Regions from separate parts of the Homo sapiens genome. Here region 2 is linked to region 1. Evidence: read pairs that join two places in POLR2A ChIA-PET (ENCODE). Cell type or tissue: CD4-positive, alpha-beta T cell. All regions are shown on one strand. Links, peaks and the distances in the headings refer to the core of each region. The heading gives the core; the rest is flanking DNA.

Region 1 (5,372 bases), core at 213-5,212:
AACCAGAGTCAAACAGTGAACAGATCTTAGATGTTTATAGAATATGTGTGAAAAAATCCACCAAAACCCTGTATTTGAGAGAATAGCATTAACCAGACTTCCTTGCATTCAGGATGTCAATATGCCCTACAGAAACAGGGTAGCGCCCTAAAATGCTTAGTGGTTAGGACTATCCATTCTAAAAATAATAAATCGTGGCCGGGCGCGGTGGCTTACGCCTGTAATCCCAGCACTTTGGGAGGCCGAGGCAGGTGATCCCCTGAAGTCAGGAGTTCAAGACTAGCCTGGCCAACATGGTGAAACCCCGTCTCTACTACAAATACAAAAATGAGCCAGGCGTGGTGACACACACCTGTAATCCCAGCTACTCAGGAGGCAGAAGCAGGAGAATCGCTTGAACCCAGGAGGCGGAGGTTGCAGTGAGCCGAGATTGTGCCCCTGCACTCCAGCCTGGGTGACAGCGCGAGACTTTGTCTCAAAAAATAATAATAATAATAAATCGTATGTCTGTGTACCCTCCCAGTCATCAACATTTCCCATCTCTGTGCTAATCTCAGAAATATTCCAAGCTTCCTCCCTCCAATTCCTCGGAACAAAATAGATCACTCTTTTTGTAATCCATATTTTGCAGGCTAAACCAAATTTAAAAGTACCTATATATTTGGTATTAAATAAATACACTAAGGTGGTACTACTACTACCATCACCACTGCTAAAATTGAACTGTACCTAGTCTACAAAACTAAAAACATCAGTCTCCAAAATTGGAGATCTTTCTCTGGTGTTAAAACGTTTAAAAAACAAAGAGATGGAATTACACTGGATATAGAGGTTTTTAATCAAATCACTTCTTACAGAAACCTCAACACAACTCTCTTACAAAATGCAATTAAGCCCAAATGGCTGCAGTAAAACTTATCATTAACGTATGAACATTGGCTCACAAAATACATCTCCCGGCAAAGAACAAACTGAGCCCGATTTGCTCCACAAGTTGTTCATGGCAGGAGCCGGTTTTGGCTATTTAACAAGCTTCTAAATCATAATACACACGTCAGACTGTCTAGAATTACAGAACAGACTACAACAGTACTTCCACAAACGAAAAAAGTCAGGGTCATCTGAAACAGAAGAAAAATAACGGTGTGATACACGCCTCATCTCTCTCGGCGCACACTCTAAAAAAAAAACCTATAAATGATGATATTACTTTTTAACAGTGGCTAAGTGATTTTTATTTTATCTCATTTAGTCTCCACAATAACCCTGTAAAGGGGTCACTGTTACTTACTGCTGTTTTAGTGATAAGAAAACTGAGGCAGCTGGAGATGAAGACTCTTGACCTAAGATCAAAAGATAGCAGGGCCAAGATTTAAACCCAAGCCAACTGGTTCAGGATACTTCTGTTATGCTCCCAACAGAAGCTTCACTGCCTCTCTCTTGCCAGGTCCTTCTATACTCTCAGAGGCTTTCCCTTCACCCCAAGTAACAAATTCCCCATAAACACTGTACTGCCACTGATGGCTTCCAACTTCTGTGCACCATTGCTGCTCCCCAGCTTCTGCTGCCATGCTCCACCCCTAAGATTTGTAAAGTCAAAGACAACAGTTGATAAAAGTTGCTTAGGTGCTAAGAGAAGCAAAATAATTCACCTCATATAAGCAGAACTCACGCCGATTGCCACTGGAATGCAAGCCGGCCTCAGCTCCAGCCCAAGAAAAAAGTGAGAACTCTAATATTCCCGTAGGAGACAAATTTGGACTATCCCGTTTTTGGCCACCAGGCTGGAAAGAACGGAAGCGGTACTAACATTTACTGAGTGGCAGCCACATGCGCCCTAGGAGAAGACCGAACCAGGCCAATGGGGACTGGGTGGGGGGAAGGGCACTCGGGAGTTCCGGGAAAAGAAATCCAAATAACGGGGTTCATACGACCAAAACGGGAGGAGTAGGGAGTGGCCGCCCCCAGGCCGACTGCAAGATAAAGCGGCGTAGGAGCTGCTCTGCAGAGAAGGCGACCAAGAGCCTTGGGAGCTAGGCCGGGGCCAGGGGAAGACCTAAAGGGCGGGGAAGGGGAGGAGCCGGAGGGAACGGAGCCCGCTCAGAAGAGGCCAGGGTGTAAGCTGGGGGGAGCGACTCCACGCCAGGCCTTCCCCGAGCCCCTGACCAGCAGCTGGGGAAAAAAGATAAGAGACGAAACCACTAGAGCCGGTTAAGCTGCCCTAACTTCCATCAGAGGCGCTCACTCACCTGGGCCTACCACAGAGATCGCAGCTGCAGCTCGCAACGGAACAACCAGCCCGAACCTCGCCCCCGCCCCACAGCGCGCCCAGCGTCTCCGCTCTCCGACGACGGCGACGGCGTAGACCCGCTGCCTCCTGGGAAATGTAGTCCTACGCCCTCCTCTCCTGGCCGACTTGGCTGCCATCAGAACTACGTTTCCCAAAAGACAAGGCGAGCGTTGGGCCCGCCGCTTTGCGTCACGCGCTCGGTTGTCGGCGGTCACGTGGGTTGCTCGGGGCCGTCCCCTCCCCCCGCCTGGGTGGCCTGGAGATGGAGGAGGGCGGTGGACGGAAGGGGCGGGGGCGTTGCTGACGCCACTGCCCCCACCATTTTGGAACCAGCCTGGAGGGAGAGTCTGAGCCCCACCCACTCCGGGCCAGCTTGCCTTGTTGAAAAGCTTCCGAGTTGGAAGTCGAGTCTCCCTGTTTTTGGTCTCTGCTGCGCTCCCTTCCGCTTTGTGACCTTGAGCAAATTCATCCCTCCTCTCTAAACTTGTTTCCTCCCCTGTGAAATGAGACTTGTAATTTCTACCCCACAGCGATGTTGCCAGGCTCCGACAAAGTAAGGCACAGGAAAGCCTCAAGCACCCTGAAAGCGCAACGCAAATGGAGGGGTTGGTTTGGTTTCGTTTTTTTAATTTTAATTGTGTGACCTCATTCGGAGACCCAGAAACCGCCTCTCCCCAGCCTGCCTTCTGTAACTATGATTTTCTGACTGTCGTCCTGGGAAGTTTGTTAAAATGGGTGCTACTGGGGTATTGAACCAAAAGTTTACCGGGGAGTGTCTCCCTGCAGTCTACATTTTAAACCGATCTCTCGGGTGATTCTTACCCACCTACAAATTTGAGAATCTCTGCGTTTATCAGTTTTGCACAGGCTGGTTTCCTCCGGAATTTCTGCTCTAGTGTCTCTGAACATTTAAGACCCATCTCATAGGTCATCTGTGATGCTTTCAAAGTTGACTAGCTCCTCCCTATGCCTGTGTTCCCACAGTAAGTTTGCATCTTACTCTGTAAGTATCGGGGCCTTCCCCGACAAGACTGTGAGCTCTTTGAGAGCCGAGATCAGTTTTGATGGATTTCTGCACCTCCAGAGAAAAGTAGACACAGTACACATCAATTAATAAAGAAATCTAATGCTCTTCCTAAGAGAAAAGCTGCAAGGCTCAACTCAAGTAGCAGACCACGCCACATCAGCCCTTGCCCTTAGTGGCTTCGGCAGCATTCCTTGCACACGGCTTACTCTTTCTTCCTTCTTTGAGCACTTCTTGTGGTCGACGTACTGCGCAGTGCTTCTTAAAACGTTCTAATTTAATTGATTTTATTTTTATTTATTTATTTATTTATTTATTGAGATTCTCCCTATGTCGCCCAGGCTGGAGGGCAGTGGTGCGATTTTGGGTCACTGCAACATCTGCCTCCCAGGTTCAAGCGATTCTCCTGCCTAAGCCTCCTGAGTAGCTGATTTTACGGGCATATGCCACCACCCGGCTAATTTTTCTACTTTTTGTGGAGACGGGGTTTCGCCACGTTGGCCAAGCTGGTATCAGACTCCTGACCTCAAGTGATCCACCTGCCTCGGCCTTCCAAAGTGCTGGGATTACAGGCGTGAGCCACGGGGCTGAACCAATGTAATTTTAAATTCAAAGATTTTCTGGGTGTCTACTGTATACAATGCCCAGTGTAAAATACTGGGAACACGGTAGTAAACTAGATGGATACCAAAATACATAATTTTGGCTCCCCTTTTAAGAAATACAGGCATAGGCCGGGCGCGGTGGCTCACGCCGGTAATCCCAACGCTTTGGGAGAACCGAGGCGGGCAGCTCACCTGAGGTCAGGAGTTCGTGATCAGCCCAGCCAACATGGCGAAACCCGTTCTCTACTAAAAATACTACAGATTAGCCGGGCGTGGTGGTGGGCACCTGTAATCCCAGCTACTCAGGAGGCTGAGACAGGAGAATCGCTTGAACCCAGGAGGTGGAGGTTGCAGTGAGCCGAGATCATGCCACTGCACTCCAGCCTGGGCGACAGAGCAAGACTCCGTCTCAAAAAAAAAGAAAAGAAAAAAAGAAATACAGGCATATCTCAAATATTGCAGGTTCAGTTCCAGAACACCACAATAAAGCAAAGATTGCAGTAAGGTTAGTCCAAGTTTCCCAGTGCATATTAAAGTTATATAGTATGTTTACATCATACTGTAGTCTATTGTGTGCACTAGTGTTATGACCTAAAATATATATACTTTAATAAAGAATATTACTTAAAAATGCTGTCAGCCTGGCGTGGTGGCTCACACCTGTAATCCCAACACTGGGAGGCCAAGGCGGGTGGATAACCTGAGGTCAGAAGTTTGAGACCAAGGCCAGGCGCAGTGGCTCACGCCTGTAATCCCTGCACTTGGGGAGGGCGAGGCTGGTGAATCACCTGAGGTCAGGAGTTCAAGACCAGCCTGGCCAACATGATGAAACCCTGGTCTCTACTAAAAATACAAAAAATTAGCTGGGCATGCTGGCGGGCACCTGTAATCCCAGCTATTCAGAAAGCTGAGGCAGGAGAATCGCTTGAACCCAGAAGGCAGAGGTTGCGGTGAGCCGAGATCGTGCCACTGCACTCCAGCCTGAGTAACAAGAGCAAAACTCCGTCTCAAAAAAAAAAAAAAAAAGTTCAAGACCAGCCTGACCAACACGGTGAAACTCCGTCGCTACTAAAAATACAAAAGAATTAGCTGGGCGTGGTGGCACATGCCTGTAATCCCAGCTACTCGGGATGTTGAGGCACGAGAATCGCTTGAACCCAAGAGGCGGAGGTTGCAGTGAGCTTAGATCGCGCCATTGCACTCCAGCCTGGGCAACAAGAGCAAAACTGTCTCAATAAAAATGCTGTCATCTGAGCCTTCAGCAAGTGGTCACTTTTTGCTGGTGGAGGGTCTTGCTTTTATGCTGATGGCTGTTGACTGACTAGGGTGATAGCTGCTGAAGGTTGGGGTGGATGTGGCAGTTTCTGATAATAAGAGAGCAATGAAGTTTGCCCCATCCATTTACTCTTCCTTTCTTTTTTTTTTCCCTTTTCATCCACTGAGAAAATGAAAA
Region 2 (5,372 bases), core at 279-5,278, 140 kb before region 1:
ATGTATCACCTAAGAACAAGGGCATTCTCCTGTAGAACCACAATGCAATTTGCAAGTTCAGGAAATTTAACTGATACAATACTATTATCTAATAAACAGTCTATATTCAGATTTTACCAGTTGTCCAATCATGTCTTTTATACCTTTTTTCTCCCAGATCACCCATTGTATTTCTTTGTTGTATGTCTTTAGTCTCCTTTAATCTAGAATCATTCTTCAGCTTTTCTTTAACTGTCTGACATGGATGTTTTTGAAACATACAGGCCTATTGTGAATGTCCTTCAATTTGGGTTTGTTTCATGATTAGATTCAAATTATACATTTTTGGAAAAAAAAATAGCATGAGTAGATTGGGGGTGGTGGCTCACGCCTGTAATCCTAGCACTTTGGGAGGCCAAGGTGGAAGGATCACTTTAGCCCAGGAGTTCGAGACCAGCCTATGCAACATAGCAAGACCTCCTCTCTACAAAACATTTTAAAAATTAGCCAGGTATGGTAATGTGTGCCAGTAGTCTCAGCTACCCAGGAGGCTGAGGTGGGAGAATCACTTGGGCCTGGCAGGTGGAAGCTGCACTCCAGTCTGGGTGACAGAGCAAGACCCTGTCTCGAAAAAAAATATATATATAGCATGAGTAGTACATGTTTATTAAGGGCATCATGTTAGGAGGTGTGTGATGCCAGTTTGTTCTGTTATTGGTGATAGTAACTTTGACCAGTTGGTTAAGATTGCAGCTTGCCTTTTAAAAAATATAGGTATATTTACACACAGTGATTTCACATGTCTTTTAACTGTGCTGTTCAATTGTTTTGACCAGTGCACACACCCAGAAGCTATGTCCTTCGGCAGTAAAAGTTTTACAGCACAATATATGTGCTCTGCTCTCCTCCCGCAATCCTGCTCCAAGAGATCTTAAGCTGGAGGCACCAGGTCTGAATTCCAGACTCCTCCCCACCACCCACACTTCACCTCCAACTGGAGCATGACCACAGACCCATTCAGGGAGGCTGGCGGACTCTTCATCCTGGACAGTCCCTTACTGTATGTCAAGTAGGTAATTGCCAGCATGTGTGCGCTCCTATGTGGCTGCCTGTGGGGATGCTTCTCAGTGTAGAGTGGGGGACCCTCCATGCCTTGGCCAGGCTTCAGCTCCTTTGTAGTTGGGTAGACATGAGGACAGACTGAGCTGGGGAGATCAGTGGTGGCGTTTCATCTGCTCAGTGCCATCTTTGTACCCCTCATCCCTATGGAGATTGGTGTGTCTACCAGGTGGAACCATGGGGTAGAGCTATCCCTGCCAGCTTTCCTGGACCTGGTCACACTATACCACTGGACTCCGGGCATCTTCAGCCTTGGAACCCTTATGTGGCTCTGATGGCTTGGCTTTCACTGCCTTGCTGGGAGATCTGGGCTCACGTTGCCTGGTAGCTTTAGGGTGAGATGACTTTAGCCCCAAATTGACAGAGTAAGATCAGGTACCCCCTACTCAGGCCACGCAGTGGGAGCTGTCCCACAGGTGAGGCCCTCTCACACTGAGGCCCACAGTTGCTCCCCAGGCTTGGCAAAGCAATGGAACCCCCTGCTTTCAGAATCAGGCACAGCTACAGCCTGCGGACGGCGGAGTGCCAGCTGGGCTCTCTTGCTCTTTCCTGGCCTCCTCCCCTCACCCTCATTGTTGCCTCTCTGAGCTTCCTGTTGAGTTCAGGTTCTAAGGGGACTGGTGCTGACTTGTGAGGATAGAATGTAGAAGAGTTGGCCAGGTGTGGTGGCTCATGTCTGTAATCCCAGCACTTTGGGAGGCCAAGGCAGGCGGATTACCTAAGGTCAGGAGTTCAAGACCAGCCTGGCCAACATGGTGAAACCCTGTCTCTACTAAAAATACAAAAAAAAAAAAAAAAAATTAGCTGGGTGTGGTGGTAGATGCCTGTAATCTCAGGTACTTGGGAGGCTGAAGCAGAAGAATCACTTGAGCCCGGGAGGCAGAGGTTGCAGTGAGCAGAGATTGCGCCATTGCACTCCAGCCTGGGCAACAGAGCAAGACTCTGTCTCAAAAAAAAAAAAAAAAGAAGAAGAAGAATGTAGAAGAGTTAACAGATTCAAAGCTCCGGAGACTGCTAAGCAAGGACTGTTGAGTTCCTGGGGCACCGAGTAGTGGACCATGCACCCCAGCCTGAGGACCAGGTGTCTGGGGGGACCTGGGCTCCCAGTCTTCCTGAGACCAGAGTAGCTGGGGCATCATCACAGATCTCACTGTGAAGCCGGGATCCCTCTGAGCAGGCCCTCTAGAGGAGTGTTTGTGGACCACTTGCAGGCGTGTCTCTGGAGGGACGCACAGCCAGATGATTGGAGGATGGGGCAGGGAAAGGGGGGTCTGTCCCTGGGAGCTGTGTCTTTGCTCACCCTACTAGTAAGCCTGCAGCAGCTTCCGGTTTTCTGGGCCTGCCTCTTCATGACGCTTCCTTTGCTTCAGTCAACTCTGGGTAGCATGAAGGGGTGGCAGGAAGGGAGGCAGCCTTGCTCCCTCTTCCCCCACAAGCATCTTTTTCATCTCCCTGCGCGTCTGTTGCCATCCTTCTGTCGGCCTGTGTCTTGGAGCAGTTCCCACGCCATTTGCTTGAGTCGAATCCTGAGATGGGGGAGGGGCGGGTCAGGCTGAGCCCACTGATTGTCTGTGCTGCAGCTGCTCCCTGCAAACTGTTGTCTAGACCATGCCTGTGCGTAGGCGCGTAGGCAGCGTCTACACAGATGTTACGCGCCTCCATGGTGGTCTCCAGGGACCTGGGAAAGAAAGAGGTGGCTTACTGCTCCCGGGAAGACAGAGAACAGGATCAGAAGGGTGGTGATACCAACTTACTATTGGAGGCAGTGGGCAGCGCAGGACAGGCCCAGGGCCGCCGACCCTGGCAATGACTGTCACCAGCTGGAGGGAAGGTATCCGTTCACTCATGGAGTATCTGCTGGGCCTGGCAGTGGGCTGCAGTGGTTTTATATATATGTTTATACATTTGTTTTTCCTTGTGAAATTTTTAGTTGTGGTGGAATTTTTCTGGTGGAGGGGGGCAGACATTAAGCATATAAACACAAATAAATACATAGTTACAAAATCTGGAAAGTACTATGGAGGAAAATTACAGACCACCATGAGTGAGACTAACTGGGACCCACTGGTCATGAGGTTATCAAGGAAGACTTCTCTGAGGAAGTGATACTTAGATTGAGAAGGATGCGTAGGAGTTAGGCAAGCAAAGAGCAGGAACACAGTGCCAGACACATTACTGCCCAGCTTTTAAAGATATTTCTAGAAGCAGTTTTACCCTTCTCTGCTTTTATGTGAATGACACTGAATCTGCTTCCAGCATGAGCCTCTTTGGCAGAAGGCCCAGCCAAGCCTAACTGTGGCTTCTGCTCCATCTGGGGACTGTTGGGGCTCAGTGAGTTACACAATCCTAGTTATTCTCAAAATTAAGTCATGGCTGTGCTCCCCAGTGGCACAGCTCTGAAAACAAATTGGGAGCCTGGTAGATTAGACCTGCAGTGCAATGGATCATCCCTCTTACTTTCTGGTGCACCACATATAGTCAGTCTCCTAGGGTTTAGAATAAGGGCCAAAACAGGCCGGGCGCGGTGCTCATGCCTGTAATCCCAACACTTTGGGAGGCCGAGGCGGGCGTATCGCCTGAGGTCGGGAGTTCGAGACCAGCCTGACCAACATGGAAGAACCCCATCTCTACTAAAAATACAAAATTAGGTGGGTGTGGTGGCACATGCCTGTAATCCCAGCTACTTGGGAGGCTGAGCAGGAGAATCACTTGAACCTGGGAGGCGGAGGTTGCGGTGAGCCAAGATCATGCCATTGCACTCCAGCCTGGGCAACAAGAGCGAGACTCCGTCTCAAAAAAAAAAAAAAAAAAAAGAATAAGGACCAAAACAATAGCATGTGAGGATTTCACCTTACTGGTGAAGACACACCTGTCCTCAGAGTAGGAGACGGCTTCCAGGAGTATCAGCAAAAACAAACTAAAGGAAAAGACAGAAATATTTAACTACATAAAAAGTCAACCTTATTTTTAATTTTAATTTAAAAAATGTAAATGTTATATTAATTTTATTGAGATGGGTCTCGCAACGTTGCCCAGGCTGGTCTCGAACTCCTGGGCTCAAGCAATCCTCCCGCCTCAGCCTCCCAAAGTGCTGGGATTACAGGCATGAGCCACCGCACCCAGCCCTTAACCATTTCTTTTTATTTTTTTAATTAAAAAAAAAAGATGAAAAAGCTATATGTCAGTTACATCCTTACATAGAAAGAGTTTCTAAAAATCAGTAACACTAATACATAGCAGTAAAAAATAGAAAAAGAATATAAAGGAAATTCATAAAAGAAATAATAGACACAGCCAGTAAGCATATGAAACAAATTCAACCTCAGAAATAATGAAAGAATTACGGATTTTAAAATGCTATGCTTTTTGTTGGCCACCCAATTAGCCATTTATAAGAGTAAGGAAATAACTCAGTCCTGGTGTAAGTTCTGGAACTCACTGGACTGTAAATTGGCACAGCCATCCTGGAAGCAGCCTGGCAGCATCTGTCAAATACCTTAAAAACATGTCCCCCTTGTATTAGCCTAATGGGGATTTTTTTTAAATGTGCCCCACTTGACTCTGCAATTCTGCTTCTTGGAATTTATCCAGAGGGAGACAGATAAGTATGACAAGATGTATATTTTTGTTGTTGTTGTTGTTTTTTCTTTTGAGACGGAGTCTTGCTCTGTCACCCAGGCTGGAGTACAGTGGTGCGATCTCAGCTCACTGCAAGCTCCGCCTCCTGGGTTCACACTATTCTCCTGCCTCAGCCTCCCGAGTAGCTGGGACTACAGGTGCCCACCACCACACCCGGCTAATTTTTTGTATTTTTAGTAGAGACAGGGTTTCACCGTGTTAACCAGGATGGTCTCGATCTCCTGACCTCGTGATCTTCCCTCCTTGGCCTCCCAAAGTGCTGGGATTACAGGTGTGAGCCACCGCGCTTGGCTGACAAGATGTATACTTGTATGTGCGTGACTATTAATTCTTTTTTTTTTTTTTTTTGAGACAGAGTCTCACTCTGTCACCCAGGCTGGAGTGCAGTGGTGTGATCTGGGCTCACTGCAAGCTCCGCCTCCCAGGTTCACACTATTCTCCTGCCTCAGCCTTCCAAGTAGCTGGGACTACAGGGGCCCGCCACCATGCTCAGCTAATTTTTTTTTTTTTTTGTATTTTTAGTAGAGACGGGGTTTCACAGTGTTAGCCAGGATGGTCTCGCTCTCCTGACCTGGTGATCCGCCCGCTTCGGCCTCCCAAAGTGCTGGTATTACAGGCGTGAGCCACTGCGCCCG

Evidence for each region. ChIA-PET counts read pairs that join two places held together with the same protein. Peaks named below come from ENCODE experiments on the same cell type or tissue, not always from the same donor. Only the 100,000 strongest peaks of a DNase experiment are listed, where the experiment ranks them.
Region 2: POLR2A ChIA-PET joins it to region 1 with 10 read pairs; 6 of 35 experiments call an interaction of 5 or more read pairs at or near these places.

The regions. Positions count from the first base shown.
Region 1 is chr1:36,221,383-36,226,754 of GRCh38, reverse strand. THRAP3 (thyroid hormone receptor associated protein 3) reads right to left here and starts at 2,312. Exons shown (of 12, transcript NM_005119.4): 1 at 2,250-2,312. RefSeq lists enhancers at 1,866-2,394, 2,226-2,435, 2,395-2,922, 2,836-3,135, 3,346-3,515 and a silencer at 2,566-2,685. In CD4-positive, alpha-beta T cell, for the core only: no CTCF peak of the experiment used is centred there; DNase peaks (open chromatin) are centred at 2,484 and 3,244; H3K4me3 peaks cover 2,991 bases; H3K27ac peaks cover 3,265 bases.
Region 2 is chr1:36,363,528-36,368,899 of GRCh38, reverse strand. All of the region lies in intron 1 of STK40 (serine/threonine kinase 40), which reads left to right. Among named protein-coding and RNA genes, the nearest start is that of STK40, 20 kb to the left of the region's middle. In CD4-positive, alpha-beta T cell, for the core only: no CTCF peak of the experiment used is centred there; DNase peaks (open chromatin) are centred at 1,649 and 2,409; H3K4me3 peaks cover 285 bases; H3K27ac peaks cover 2,903 bases.